Linked DNA regions of Homo sapiens: region 2 is linked to region 1. A link is an interaction called in ENCODE POLR2A ChIA-PET data of the cell type or tissue named here. Cell type or tissue: IMR-90. All regions are shown on one strand. Region 1 overlaps CSNK1G1 (casein kinase 1 gamma 1). Region 2 overlaps CSNK1G1 (casein kinase 1 gamma 1).

Evidence for each region. Peaks named below come from ENCODE experiments on the same cell type or tissue, not always from the same donor. Only the 100,000 strongest peaks of a DNase experiment are listed, where the experiment ranks them.
Region 2: POLR2A ChIA-PET joins it to region 1 with 10 read pairs; 5 of 35 experiments call an interaction of 5 or more read pairs at or near these places.

Annotation. Positions count from the first base shown.
Region 1 is chr15:64,242,913-64,250,912 of GRCh38, forward strand. All of the region lies in intron 4 of CSNK1G1 (casein kinase 1 gamma 1), which reads right to left. Among named protein-coding and RNA genes, the nearest start is that of PPIB, 84 kb to the left of the region's middle. RefSeq lists enhancers at 3,067-3,567, 3,568-4,068, 4,189-4,248, 5,138-5,432. In IMR-90, no CTCF peak of the experiment used is centred here; DNase peaks (open chromatin) are centred at 4,039 and 5,259; H3K27ac peaks cover 199 bases.
Region 2 is chr15:64,320,087-64,328,086 of GRCh38, forward strand. The region is part of intron 1 of CSNK1G1 (casein kinase 1 gamma 1); the gene reads right to left. Among named protein-coding and RNA genes, the nearest start is that of CSNK1G1, 32 kb to the right of the region's middle. RefSeq lists enhancers at 6,005-6,865, 6,866-7,725. In IMR-90, no CTCF peak of the experiment used is centred here; a DNase peak (open chromatin) is centred at 4,625.

The DNA of each region.
Region 1 (8,000 bases):
AAGAATGATTCAACATACATAAATTAATATATGAGATATATCTCATGAATAGAATGGACAAAACCGTATGATCATCTCAATAGACACAGAAAAGGCATTTGATAAAATTCAACATCCCTTCATGATTAAAAAAAAATCCTCGGCTGGGCGCGGTGGCTCTCGCCTGTAATCCAAGCACTTTGGGAGGCTTTGAGGAGGGCGGATCATGAGGTCAAGAGATCGAGACTATCCTGGCCAACATGGTGATACCCTGTCTCTACTAAAAATACAAAAATTAGCTAGGTGTGGTGGCGTGAACCTGTAATCCCAGCTACTCGGAAGGCTGAGGCAGGAGAATCGCTTGAACCAGGGAGGCAGAGGTTGCAGTGAGCCAAGATTGCGCCACTGCACTCTAGCTTGGGAGACAGAGCGAGACTCCATCTCAAAGAAAAACAAAACAAAACAAAACAAAAAAAACCCTCAACAAACTAGGTACAGAAGGAACATACCTCAATGTAACAAAGGTCATATAGGACAAATACAGCTAACATCATTTTAAACAGGGAAAAGCTGAATTTCTCCTCAAAAAATTGGAACAAGACAGGATGCCGTCTCTCACCACTCTAATTCAACATAGTACTAGAAGTACTATCCAGAGCAAACAGGCAAGAAAAAGACATAAAGGGCATCCAAATTGAAAAGGAGGAAGTCGAATTGTCCCTATATGCAAGTGACATGATTGTATATGTGGAAAATCCTAAAACTGCCACCAAAAAAATTCTCAAAATGAATTTAAAAATGTAGTCAAGTTGCAAGATACAAAAGCAACATGCAAAAATTACTAGCCATGTGCCTGTAGTCCCATCTACTCAGGAGGCTGAGGCAGGAGGATCACTTGAGCCTGAGAAGTGGAGGTTGCAGTGAGCCGAGATCACACCACTGCACTCCAGCCTGGGTGACTGAGTGAGAACCTGTTTCAAAAAAATAAATAAACAGGCCGGGCATGGTGGCTCACACCTGCAATCCCAGCACTTTGGGAGGCCTAGGCAGGTGGATCACCTGAGGTCAGGACTTCGAGAACAGCCTGGCCAACATGGTGAAACCCCGTCTCTACTAAAAATACAAAAACTAGCTGGGTGTGGTGGTGGGCACCTGTAATCCCAGCTACTTGGGAGGCTGAGGCAGGAGAATTGCTTGAATCTGGGAGGCAGAGGTTGCAGTGAGCCGAGATCACGCCACTGCACTCCAGCCTGGGCGACAGAGCGAGACTCTGTCTCAAAAAATAAAAATAAAATAAGAAATAAATAAATTAGTAGCATCTCTACATCCCAATAACAAACTAGTGGAAAAAAATCAAGAAAGTAATTCCATTTACAATAGCTACAAAAAAAATACCTAGGAATAAATTCAACCAAGGATATGAAAGAGCTCTACAAGGGAAACTGTAAAACACTGGTGAAGGAAACTGAAAAATTAAAAAAAAAAAAAAAAAAGAGTGTGGGCCGGGGGGAGACATCCCTTGTTCATAGATTGGAAGAATATTGTAAAAATATTAATAATACCAAAAGCAATCTATAGCTTCAACACAATCCATATCAAAATACCTAAGACATTCTTCACAGAAATAGAAAAAACAATCCTAAAATTCTTATGAAATCACAGAAGACTCTGAATAGCCAAAGCAATCCTGAGCAAAAAGAACAAAGCAAGGCCAGGCATAATGGCTCACACCTGTAATCCCAGCACTTTGGGAGGCTGAGGCAGGTGGATCACTGGAGTCCAGGAGTTTGATGCCTGCCTGTGTAACATGGCAAAACCCCACCTCTACAAAAAATTAGCAGGGCGTGGTGAGGGAGGCTGAGGCTGTAGTGAGCCGTGATCACATCACTGCACTACAGCCTGGGTAACAGAGTAAGACCCTGTATCAAGGCGGGGAAAAAAAAACAACACAGCTGGAGGCATCACCCACTAATCACGCACTACCTGATGTCAAAATATACTACAAAGCTACAGTAACCAAACAGCATGTTACTGGCATAAACAGACAAAGAGACCAAGGGAAGAGAGGAGAGAACCCAGAAATAAACCCACATATTTGGAACCAGCTAATTTTCAACAAAGGTGCCAAGAACATTCAGTAGGGAAAGGATGGTCTGTTTAGAGAAATGAAACTAGACCCCTATCTCTAACTATACAAAAAAAAACAAATCAAAATGGATTAAAGACTTAGATGTAAGACCTGAAACTATGAAACTACTAGAATAAAACATTGGGGAAATGCTTCATGACATTGGTCTGGGCAAAATCTTTCAGGTAAGACCTCAAAAACACAGGCAACAGAAGCAAAAATAAACAAATGGAATTTCAGCAAGCTAAGAAGCTCCTGCACAGCAAAGGAAACAACTGAGTGAAGAGACAACCAGTAGAATAAGAGAAAATATAATATATGCAAACCATGTATCTAATAAGGGATTAATTAATAGCCAGGATATATATGCAATTCAAACAACTCAATAGCAAAAAATAGTAAAAATAATAATCTGATTTAAAAATGGGCAAATGATCTTCACAGCCATTATCAAAATCAGTTTATCAAAAACATGTGTGTACGTCCATGTTTATTACAGCTCTATTCATAATAGCAAAGATATGCAATTAACCTAAGTGTCCATTAACAGATAAAGGACAAAAAAATGTGGTACATATACACACAAGGAAATACTATTCACCCATAAAAAAGAATGAAATTCACACCTGTAAGCCCAGCTCTCAGAGAGGCGAGGTGGGAGGATAGTTTGAGCCCAGGAGTTTGAGACCTGACTGGGCAGTATAGCGAGACCCCGGTTCTCCACAAAAAGGAAAAAAAAAAAAGACACACACACAAAAAAAGAATGAAATTCTGTCATTTGCAGCAACACAGATGGAACTGGAGGCCTTTATAATAACTGAAATAAGGTAGGCAGGGAAAGACAAATATCACATGTTCTCGCTCATGTGAAAACTTAAAAAGTTGATCTCATATAGAATGATGGTTACCAGAGGCTGGGAATGGTTGGGTGTGGGGAGGATGAAGAGAGCTTGGTTAATGGGTACAAACATACAGTTAGAAGCAATAAATTCTAGTGTTGATAGCACAGCAGAGTGACTATAGTTAACAATAATTTATTGTATATTTCAAAATAGCCAGAAGAGTAGATTTGAAATGTTCCCAACACAAAGAAATGGTAAATGTTTGAGGTAATGAGTAGCTTAACCACCCTGACTTGATAATTACACATAGATATGCATGTATCAAAATATCACATATATCCCATAAATAGGTATATTATGTATCAATTTTAAAAATGAACCGCCTACTAGGTATTTAACAAGTTAACTGGCTTTCTCTGCCCAATGAGATTTTGTTTTGACTACTGCATTTGTGAAGTTTCAACTGGGGTCTTGTTAAGGCTGGACACAGTGGTTCATGCCTGTGATCCCAGCACTTTGGGCAGCCAAGGTGAGAGGATCACCTGGGGCCAAGAGTTCAAGACCAGCCTGGTCAACATAGTGAGACTCCATCCCTACAAAAAACTAAAAATATTAGCCAGCTATGGTGCATTGCGCCTGTAGTCCCAGCTACTTGGGAGGCTGAGGCGGGAGGATGACTAGAGCCAAAGAATTTGAGGCTGCAGCAAGCTACGATTGCACCACTACACTCTAGCCTCAGAATCAGAGCAAGAGTCCGTCTCTTTAAAAAAAAAAAAAAGGGGGGGGGGGAGGAATCTTGTCATTTTTTAATTTGAGGATTAGCTTCTCCTTTATAAGAGAGCCAAATCAGAAGAGTCACTAGATTACAATAGCTGCTGGGAAGCCAGGATATGGGAGCCTAGACTTAGAAATTTCAGGTTATGTCAGAGACCTCCATTTTCCTGTCATTTACTGCAAAGAATCCTATTATCCTGCCGTTTACCTACCCTCTAAACCCTCAATCCTCTTTCATTTGCTCTGGTCCTTGCTGACTCATCCCCTCCCTCCCTTTTTCCTCCCACTTCAGCTGCATGCTTGGTTCTGGCTTATTCATCTTCTAGTCAATTAACGAACATATACCACGCTGTTGTCATGTGGTCAGCTATGGAGTCATTCTCATACTGTCACTCTTCCTAATACGGATCTGTTTCGGCCACAGACTCTTTCATATCTCTGCCCCAAACCTCTCATCCACCAAATCTTGTTCCTGTGTGCTAGAATACAAGCAAAACTGAGAGCTATGCTGGAAAAAAGATTTATGGATTGGAAAATTTTTAAATTGATAATGTATGTATCTTCCTAAGTAAAAGACCCTAAGGAAATACTGAAACCTAAAATCATTCCCATAAAAAGAAAAGAAATTAAAACTTGCCTATGGTGACCATAATACAATTAACATAACATTGATGATTGAAGAAAATAAGAAAAATAGTTATAAGATTTTACAATTTGGTTTCTATAAGAAATGAAAAAATGATAGCTAACAGGAAAATAAAATGCTTATTCTCAGTTTCAAGGTTCTCATGGTCCCCTTTACTTTCTTCCCTGATTATCTTGGAGATATCAATTCTTAAGCATTAAGTCTTGAAAATCTTGGTGGTAAAACTGTAATCAAGAAACAAAGCTTGAAAAGTGTGACCACTCACTAGAAAACAAAGTGGAATGGAAGAGAAAGAGTTAGAGATCACACAAGGAAAAGCAGAGACAATGTGGAAGACCTCCAACCAGAACCACATTCACAATTACCCAGTGCTGTCATTTTTGTTCTATCTCTACATAATTAGAGAATTGGTATGAATTTCTAGATCAGGTCATCAATGTGAAACTGGGGTCCAAAAGGCCAAGGTAATGATTAAGAGTTGGGTACTGAAGAAAATGGTCATAGTCCCAGGACAACAAAAAGTTCCTATTTTAGGAATTTAATGTCTCAAGCTCTGGATATCACAGCAATAGGTATTCTTTAAATTCATAATCAATCATTTTTCCCAAATAATTTCATACATTTATAAGCAATGATTAATTCACTGAACAAACCTAAGTCACAATGGGCTTTTTGTTTAAGTATTCATTGTCAGGAAATCCAAATATTTTATAATTCACTGGACAGTAATGAACAATGACAGACAAAACACTAGTGAGTAAAAACACTAATTATGTTACTGTGGTCTTTGTGTGGCTTTGGCACAAAAGGTTGTTTATTTACAATGCTGCAACATCACCTTGGTAATCAAAAGAGTGGCATATGCGCACTGGCTGCTCAAACATTAACTACCAATGAGTCATACTTGCAGCTGAGAACTTACTCTGAAAAAATAGGGGGAGGAATGCTGTGCCTCTAAGTTAAAAACAAGCTCTGGTGTTCATGCTCACATTTACAAGGACACATGGTGAAATCTTGTCTATTTTCTTGTCAATTGATCTTCTTTCAAAATAAATTTCCTTTTTTTAACCATCACAAGGAATATTTTTATTAATAACATTGGTAAAAATCTAAAAAGGCAAGCTTATTAAATCTTTCTAACTTCTTTCTGCCACTGAACTACTTGCTGACTGCTATGTGACAGAATGACATCACACCAGGCCTTAAGATACGCTTGAGATACAAGGGTAAAGAAGACACAAGGCTTGTTTTCAAGGAGCTTATAATCTTATGGCAGGGAGTGGGGAGAGTGGGACCAATATGCAATTACAATAAAAAAATAGTCAATGCCTAATCATCAATAGGATAATATAATCAGGATTTTAAAAATATCCCAATGTTCTTCCTCATCTGGACTCTGGAAAAAATAAAATAAAAAATATGGCCAGGCACGGCGGCTCACATCTGTAATCCCAGCACTTAGAGAGGGCGAGGCAGGCAGATCACGAGGTCAGGAGATCAAGACCATCCTGGCCAACATGGTGAAACCCCGTCTCTACTAAAAAAATACAAAAAATTGGCCAGGCGTGGTGGCTCACGCCTGTAATCCCAGCACTTTGGGAGGCCGAGGCAGGCGGATCACGAGGTCAGGAGATCGAGACCATCCTGGCTAACATGGTGAAACCCCGTCTCTATTAAAATTACAAAAAAAAACTAGCTGGGCATGGTGGCGGGCGCCTGTAGGCCCAGCTACTCGGGAGGCTGAGGAGGAGAATGGCGTGAACCCGGGAAGCGGAAGTTGCAGTGAGCCGAGATAGTGCCACTGCACTCCAGCCTGGTGACATAGCAAGACTCCATCTAAATTTTAAAAATAATAAATATATAAATAAATGGCAAACTTGGGCCTAATATGAAGAACTTCAAATACACTGGACTTTCCCACATTAAATTAGCCTGAAGAGTGGTGAACTCTATGATTAGAACTAAGTAGTCAAGCCGATTTAGATGACTGTAAGAAAATCCTAAAAGTAATTCTTACACTAGCGGGTAGGGGTAGCAAGGGGATTTGAAACAGAAAACTAAAGCACTTCCTATCTTGGAAAAGTCTGCAGCTACCTTGTTAGTTGCAGGCAAGGGTATTAAGATGATGCCCACCGCAGCTATTTTAGAAGTAGTGGGTGATCTCAAGAAGCAGAAAAGAGGCCAGTAGTCACCACTGAACTGCATATAGGACCTAGAAGGCTTTGTGACCTTTACATGTTTGTTAGAAAAGGTACTGGGAGACAGACCAACGATGGCCAGCCTACCTGACTATGAGTCAACAGTTGGCCTAACCAGTACAACAGAGCCCTCCTATTCCCACTCATGACAATGATGGATATACCAGTCTCAGAGATTCCAGTTTTTCCTTGCTGCTTAAGTGAAAAGCAATTTGTATAGTCACCTTTCCTCTAATGCCCTCCCTGTTTACTCCTCGCTTTCAGTGCACAGAGAATGCTGAAACTTCAAGAGCTTGCAATTTTCTGTATTTGGGAAGAGTACCAACCCAGCAGCACAGATGTTATTCCTACCTAACAAATACATTAGATTTTTTTTGGCTCTATATTGAAAAGGGAAGATTGGTCTGATTTGGTGGATCTATTTGAAAGGGCTTACAGAGGAAATCCTGAAAACTGGCCTGTCCACTTCCCCACTTAAACTTCTAAGCTGGACTGGATTAAGCATGTTGTTACCTGACCCTTGGATTTATGAGACATATACAAACATGCTTATCATAAATGGGCTGTGACAGTCTTTTCCCTAAAACTTATGAAACCTAGAATAACTTAACAACATTATAAAACCAGGAATGTAAGAGGAACAACAATTAAAATGTAGTCCTGGGGCATGTGGGAAGATAAGCCTCAAGTTATGTATACACCCTGTGAACTCAGTTGCCAGTCTTAAATCTTATGCCAAAAACACTCCAATCAATTAACAAATATATACTGAGAGGCTACTGTGAGCAAGAATTCATATTAAGTTCAATGAAAGACAAGTCCATTGTGGGCTCCCTGGGTTATAACTATAGCTGATTATTGCTATAGTCAGGGTATAATAAAACTTGAATAACACACAATGACTCATATAATTCTAAATATTTTAGGATGCAGAACTCAAATTCCTTCAGTAGTACCTTCATAGGGTTACTTGAAATAGAACAAACAGTATGATGGCTCATGCCTGTAATCCCAGCATTTTGGGAGGCTGAAGGCAGGAGGATCACTTGAGCCCAGGAGTTCAAGACCAGCCTGGGCAACATGGCAAAACCCCATCTCTACTAAAAATACAGAAAATTAGCCTGGTGTGGTGGTGCATGCCTACAGTACCAGCTACTCAGGAGGCTGAGGCAGGAGAACTGCTTGAGCCTAGAAGGCCCAGGCTGCAGTGAGCCGTGATCGTGCCACTGCACTCCAGTCTGGGTGATGGGAGTGAGACCCTGTCTCCAAAACAAGAAAGAAAGAAAGAAAAAAAAAATAGAAACCAAGCTTTAGTCATTCATATAAAACCTGTCACAGTGAAGGGGGCATAAAGCAGAGGAAATTCTACTAATGTCAAATAGTGAAAATAGCTCTGAAAGATTTCATCTTCTGAGAGACTTGTCCCTACAGGT
Region 2 (8,000 bases), 77 kb after region 1:
TGTAGAGACAGAGTCTCACCATGTTTCTCAGGTTGGGCTCAAGCGATCCACATGCTTGGCCTCCCTAAGTGCTGGGATTACAGGAGTGAGCCACTGCACCAGGCCCTTTTTCTTATTCTCTAGATAATTCCACCGAAACAGGCACACGTCAAAAAAACAAATGCATTAATGAAGAGGTTACAACGCTCAGAAGTACCGGATATTGATTCTTTACTGGGAAGGTGTAGAGTGGCAAAGTGAATAGTGGGTGTCCCACCTAACAGGTACAGCTATTTCTGCTCCTGTTGAATTTTGCCATATAAAAATATGGGGCCGGGCACAGTGGCTCACGCCTGTAATCCCAGCACTTTGGGAGGCTGAGACAGGCGGATCACTTGAGGTCAGGAGTTCAAGACCAGCCTGGCCAACATGGGGAAATTCTGTCTCTACCAAAAATACAAAAATTAGCTAGGCGTGGTGGCAAGTGCCTGTAATCCCAGCTACTTGGGAGGCTGAGGCGGGAGAATCGCTTGAGCCCAGGAAGTGGAGGTTGCAGTGAGCTGAGATCGTGTCAATGTACTCCAGCCTGGGTGACAGAACAAGGCTCCATCACAAAAAAAAAAAAAAAAAAGAAAAAAGAAAAAAAAGAATACGGGTCCCATGCAATGTGGCCAGCTCTGAGTTTTCAGAAGTTGCTTAACACTGAAATTTTAATAAAATCTCCCAGTTTTTATATGTTCGCAATTAATTTTTTAAAATTTTTAAATACTGTCCACACCACCAGTTTGTAACCTCTGGTCTCAAGTTCTTAAAGTGAAATATGGCTTTTTAAATCTTTAGCGTAAGTGATCTACATTGCCAAAAACAAGGGTGGGAATTCACAAAACACAAAGGAAAATATCCTGTTTAAGATTAAAAAGTATCTTTTTCACCCTACAATACAAATTCGTAATATAAAAGCAAAAGTATGAGATATTTATAATGCTCTCTATAGAGAAATTCAGAATAGTATGATTACTATTGGTAATAAGTTTAATTCATTTCTGTTTCTTATTCAAGAGAAAAATTCCCATTTTTCAATTTCAAATGCAAAAAATAACAATTTAATGTATTATTTAAGGAAATGAGCATCACACAAAATAACAGCTTATTACCCACTGAAATAAAAAAAAGCATTTTTTTTCTTTTTTTCCTTTTTTTTTTTTTTGGAGATAGGGACTTGCTCTGTTGCCCAGGCTGGAGTGCAGCAGTGCAGTCATGGCTCACTGGAGCTTCAACCTCCTGGGCTCAAGCAATCCTCCCACCTCAGCTTTCCCCGCAGATGGGACCACAGACACATACCACCATGCCCAGCTAATTTTTCTATTTTTTGGTGGGGGAAGAGACTAGGTTGTGCTATGTTTGCCCAGGCTGGTTTCAAACTCTTGGATTCAAGCGATCCTCCTGCTTCAACCTCCCAAAGGGCTGGGATTACAGGCACCAGCCATCGCACCCAGCCTAATTAAAGCATTTCTATGACAGTTTTATAATATAAAGAGAAATGGCCATAATATATCATGCACAAAATTACTAAAGATCTATGGGCTATTGGCTAATATGAAGACAGCTGCTTCTGATATTGTACTCAATTAAGGAAGCCATGAACACGGTAAATTTAAAAGTGTCTGGTCAAACACCTAACACCAGTATTAATAAAGTTTTCTAATTATGAAATGACCATATTGTTAAATTTTCCCTGAGTAAGACTTTCCTCCACCTACTGAAAGTGGAGAAGAATGGAGGGAGTTACAGTTATGATTTGGGACATAAAGCCTGAATTATTTTTCTATAGTTCCCGCTAAGCTACTGATAAACCACAGAAGGCAGTAACAAACCTCACAAGAGTGCCTGGTAGGCTCTAATTGGATCTTATCTAACATTTTACTGTATTTTTTCTTTTTTCTTAACTAAATTACTCTAAGTAGTAAATATCTTTTGCCTTCTGAAATCAATATTCTGTAATATGTAATATCTTCCTCTCATGGAGCATAAGTAGTAAATATCTTTTGCCTTCTGAAATCAATATTCTGTAATATGTAATATCTTCCTCTCATGGAGCATAAAGTCTTATTGTAACTTGAATCCTCCCATATTCATTTCTCTTTCCTAGTTTTGTGCATGAAATACCCACAAAGCAATTTGGTTATTTCTCCTAAAGCTGTTCAACAGTTAAACCTTTTTCCTTTGAAGCACATACTATACTCTCAATTGGTACATGCAAGCAAAACAAGTTTTCTTTTCTCTCTCTTTTTTTTTTAAATACAGACACGGTCTTACTACATTGCCCAAGGTCTTACTACATTGCCCAGGCTGGTCTCGAACTCCTGGGCTCAAGCAATCCTCCCGCCTTGACTTCCCAAAGTGCTGGTATTACCAGCATGAGCCGCCATGTCTGGCCCAAAGCAAGTTTTTAATCTCATTTAGTACAGGCCAGGCATGGTGGCTCATGCCTGTAATCCCAGCACTTTGGGAGGCCAAGATGGGTTGATCCCTTGAGCCCAGTAATTCAAGACCAGCCTGGGCAACATGGTGAAACCCTGTCTCTAGCAAAAAAATAAATTAATTAAACAATACAAAAATTAGCCAGACATGGTAGTGCGCATCTGTAGTCCCAGCTACTCAGGAGGCTGAAGTGGGATGATCACTTAAGTCCAGGAGGCAGAGCCTGGAGTGAGCACTACATTCCAGCCTGGGTGACAGAGGAGATCCTATCTCAAAAACTAAATAAGTAAGTAAAATAAAGTCAGTTATTATAAAATTTAAGATAGAGTTCACTTTAATCATAACATTGTAAAATGCACTGCACTTTTACATTCCTCGTTTTGTTTTTGGGTTGTTTTTTTTTTTCCTCGCTCTGTTGCCCAGGCTGGAGTGCAGTGGCACAATCATCTCACTGTAGCTTCAACCTCCTGGGCTCAAGCAATCCTCATGTCTCAGCCCCCTGAGTACCTAGGACTACAGGCTCACGCCACTATGCTGGGCTAATTTTTCCTTTTTTCTTTTTAAAAAATGGAGTCTTAGTATGTTGCCCAGGCTGGTCTTGAACTCCTGGCCTCAAGTGATCCTCCTGCCTTGGCCTCGCAAAGTGCTAGGATTACAAGTGTAAGCTAGCACAACCAGCCTCCTCTTGCTTTTGTGTGGTATTTACTGGCAACCTGAAAAGCTGTGGTTTAAAATCTGCTATGACATTGAATATAATTACTAGCTTACTTTTATTTAACTTTTGTCCAGTCTCAAAAAATTATTTAATTACTGACTATACTTTTTTTTTTTTCTTTGAGACAGAGTTTCACTTTTGTTGCCCAGACTGGAGTGCAATGGCGCAATCTCGGCTCACTGCAACCTCTGCCTCCTGGGTACAAGCGATTCTCCTGCCTCAGCCTCCCTAGTAGCTGCGATTACAGGCATGTGCCACCACGCCCAGCTAATTTTGTATTTTTAGTAGACATGGGGTTTCTCCATGTTGGTCAGGCTGGTCTCAAACTCCTGACCTCAGGTGATCCACCCGCCTCGGCCTCCCAAAGTGCTGGGATTACAGGTATGAACCACTGTGCCTGGCCAATTACTGACTATACTTAAAACATATAAACAATTTCACCCATCCAATTAAAATCTTTAAAGTTATATTTACTCCCCTCCTTCCTTCAAAACGCCATTATCCCCTTATCTTCTCACTCTATAGCTATGTGGAAATGCAAAAGGAATACTAGTGTTCTTAAAACAAAGCCTCTCTTTTCCCAGCTGATTTTACTGTTCTATAAAAATAGTTTGCTTTAAGACATGTCACATTGTAGAACAGTAACAACTACACCATCTAAACCTTATTGGGCCTTTATGCACCAGGTACACTTTAAATGATTTAAATATATTAATTCATTAAATCCTTCCACTACCTTATGGATAGTAATACTGTTACTATAATTCTCACTTCACAGATGAGGAAACCAAGTAAGATGCGTAACAAAACTAGAAAGCAGTAGAGGCTTTGACACTTTTGTCAGGTAGATACTTGACATCCTGACTCAAAAGCCCCTGACTTACACTACTATGTATTTATAAACACTACACTGATTACCCAAACCTATAAATACCGAAGCATATGATTGTCCTGTGCGATGGTTAATACTGAGTGTCAACTTGATTGGACTGAAGGATGCAAAGTAATGTTCCTGGGTGTTTCTGTGAGGGTATTGCCAAAGAAGATTAAGATTTGAGTCAGTGGCCTGGGAGAGGCAGACCCACCCTTAATCTGGGTGGTACCATCTAATCAGCTGCCAAAATGGCTAGAATAAAGCAGGCAGAAGAAGACAAAAGAGCAGCCTTGCTGAGTCTTCCAGTTTTCATCTATCTCCCATGCTGGATGCTTCCTACCCTCGAAGAACATCTGACTTCAAGTTCTTCAGCTTTTGGTCTCTTGGACTTACACCAGTGGTTTGCCAGAGGCTCTCAGGCCTTCGGCCACAGACTGGAGGCTGCACTGTCTGCTTCCCTACTTTTGAGGTTTTGGGACTCAGACTGGCTTCCCTGCTCCTCAGTTTGCAGATGGCCTATGGTGAGTCTTCACCTTGTGACTGTGTGAGTCAATTCGGCTTAATGAACTCCCCTTCATATATACATATATTCTATTAGTTCTGTCCTTCTAGAGAACCCTGACTAATACACCCTAGGACCACATATTCTTGTTGCCTAATTATAAAGGAACTCCATGAAATTTCTTTAATGGTTCTTAAGAGTCACTGCTGACTGTGCAACAAATGCACATGGTATTATAAGAAAATTTATTCTTTTAGGGAATAAGTACATTTTCATGTAAAATATTCAAGTTTTGAATACATCAATAGAATCCTACTAAATTAGCTTGTATTGTACAGTGAAATTATTACCATACAGTCTGATACTCTGTAATATGTGTTAGCAGGGTAACTATTGAACATGTAAAAAGCATCTGAATCATGAGAACTTGATTAATACAGGATTTAATAAAGAATTCTTTTGTTGTTTTCAGTATTTGTGACATCTGGGTAGTGGACACTTTTTCCTATAATCATCCCCTACAGCTACACAGTAATAGAAGTATATTTTAAGGAGAATGGAGCAACACAATTTCAAGTGGTTGTTAGTGATATTTTACCTTCACTGGGATATAGCTACAGTTACATTATCTCACTCATAAGCAGCATAGCAGGCATCCGTTTGAATTCTACAAATGTATATGCTCAGCTTTCAGACTCATCTTTCATTATTTTCAGTAAAAACAACTCCAAATTCTATTAATTGGAGAAGGTATACAGGTGGTGAGCTTGCCTAAAAGACAATGCACATATCCTGATAGCTGTTAGTACTGCCTTATTCTCATATTATAATGGCTTACTTACTTCATACCAAGAGAAACTCATAGCCCCAGAATCACAAAAAATTATATAATCATTTCTATAACAAATTTACTCAAATAGCAGAGAAGTAGATTCACAACTACTTTAAATAAAGGTTTTAAAAGCTCCATAATTATAACTACCTTTAACTATTATAACTTTAGGCCTTAAATCACATCTCTAAATTTTTACAGTAATAAGACAAGCATCTTTTAAGTGCCTACTGCATACCAGGCACTATGCAAGACACTTCACTTGGACTATCTTAATAACTATCCTATGAAAGAGGTATGATTATTATCACTTTACATAAAAGAAAAGATTAGAGAGGGTAAGTAATTGGCCTAATACTACACAGCTAAGAAATGGCAGAGACAGAGACGGACAGAGAGACAGAGAGTTAGTTCAAACTCATATCTGCCCTGATTCCAGTGGTGCTACCCACATCATGTCATATCTTATATTACATCACACTTTACCTCATTAAATGTGAATAAAAACCTTTGCATCTCAGCTTTCAGTTTTGTAGTGTTTTAAGCCATGAACTACAAAAAGAAATAGTTTTGGAAACAGAGTCCTGCTCTGTCACCCAGGCTAGAGCGAAGTGGCACAATCTTGGCTCATTGCAACCTCGACTTCCCAGGTTTCAAGTGATTCTTGTGCCTCAGCTTCCTAAGTGGCTGGGACTACAGGTGTGTGCCATGATGCCCAGCTGATTTTTGTATTTTTAGTAGAGACAGGGTTTTGCCATGTTGCTCAGGCCAGTCTCGAACTCTTGGCCTCAAGTGATCCACCTACCTCAGCCTCCCAAAGTGCTGGAATTATAAGTGTGAGCCACCATGCCTGGCCCAAGAAAATATTTTTAACATTTAAAAAAGTAGTTTAGGCCAGGCATGGTGCTTCACACCTGTAATCCCAGCACTTTGAGAGGCCGAGGTGCGCAGATCACCCGAGGTCAGGAGTTCGAGATCAGCCTTGCCAACATGGTGAAACTCCGTCTCTACTAAAAATACAACAATTAGCCGGGCATGGTGGCAGGCACCTTTAATCCCAGCCACTCAGGAGGCCGAAGCAGGAGAATCGCTTGAACCTGGGATGTGGAGGTTGCAGGGAGCTGAGATCACGCCATTGCACTCCAGCCTGGGTGACAGAGCGAAACTCTGTATCAAAAAAAAAAAAAGTAGGGGGGAGGAGCCAAGATGGCCGAATAGGAACAGCTCCGGTCTACAGCTTCCAGCATGAGCGACGCAGAAGACGGGTGATTTCTGCATTTCCATCTGAGGTACCGGGTTCATCTCACTAGGGAGTGCCAGACAGTGGGCGCAGGCCAGTGGGTGCGCGCACCGTGCGCGAGCCGAAGCAGGGCGAGGCATTGCCTCACCTGGGAAGCGCAAGGGGTCAGGGAGTTCCCTTTCCGAGTCAAAGAAAGGGGTGACGGACGCACCTGGAAAATCGGGTCACTCCCACCCGAATATTGCGCTTTTCAGACCGGCTTAAAAAACGGCGCACCACGAGACTATATCCCACACCTGGCTCGGAGGGTCCTACGCCCACGGAATCTCGCTGATTGCTAGCACAGCAGTCTGAGATCAAACTGCAAGGAGGCAGCGAGGCTGGGGGAGGGGCGCCCGCCATTGCCCAGGCTTGCTTAGGTAAACAAAGCAGCCGGGAAGCTCGAACTGGGTGGAGCCCACCACACCTCAAGGAGGCCTGCCTGCCTCTTTAGGCTCCACCTCTGGGGGCACGGCACAGACAAACAAAAAGACAGCAGTAACCTCTGCAGACTTAAATGTCCCTGTCTGACAGCTTTGAAGAGAGCAGTGGTTCTCCCAGCACGCAGCTGGAGATCTGAGAACGGGCAGACTGCCTCCTCAAGTGGGTCCCTGACCCCTGACCCCCGAGCAGCCTAACTGGGAGGCACTCCCCAGCAGGGGCACACTGACACCTCACACTGCAGGGTATTCCAACAGACCTGCAGCTGAGGGTCCTGTCTGTTAGAAGGAAAACTAACAAACAGAAAGGACATCCACACCGAAAACCCATCTGTACATCACCATCATCAAAGACCAAAAGTAGATAAAACCACAAAGATGGGGAAAAAACAGAACAGAAAAACTGGAAACTCTAAAACGCAGAGCGCCTCTCCTCCTCCAAAGGAACGCAGTTCCTCACCAGCAACGGAACAAAGCTGTATGGAGAATGATTTTGACGAGGTGAGAGAAGAAGGCTTCAGACGATCAAATTACTCTGAGCTACGGGAGGACATTCAAACCAAAGGCAAAGAAGTTGAAAACTTTGAAAAAAATTTAGAAGAATGTATAACTAGAATAACCAATACAGAGAAGTGCTTAAAGGAGCTGATGGAGCTGAAAACCAAGGCTCGAGAACTACGTGAAGAATGCAGAAGCCTCAGGAGCCGATGCGATCAACTGGAAGAAAGGGTATCAGCAATGGAAGATGAAATGAATGAAATGAAGCGAGAAGGGAAGTTTAGAGAAAAAAGAATAAAAAGAAATGAGCAAAGCCTCCAAGAAATATGGGACTATGTGAAAAGACCAAATCTACGTCTGATTGGTGTACCTGAAAGTGATGGGGAGAATGGAACCAAGT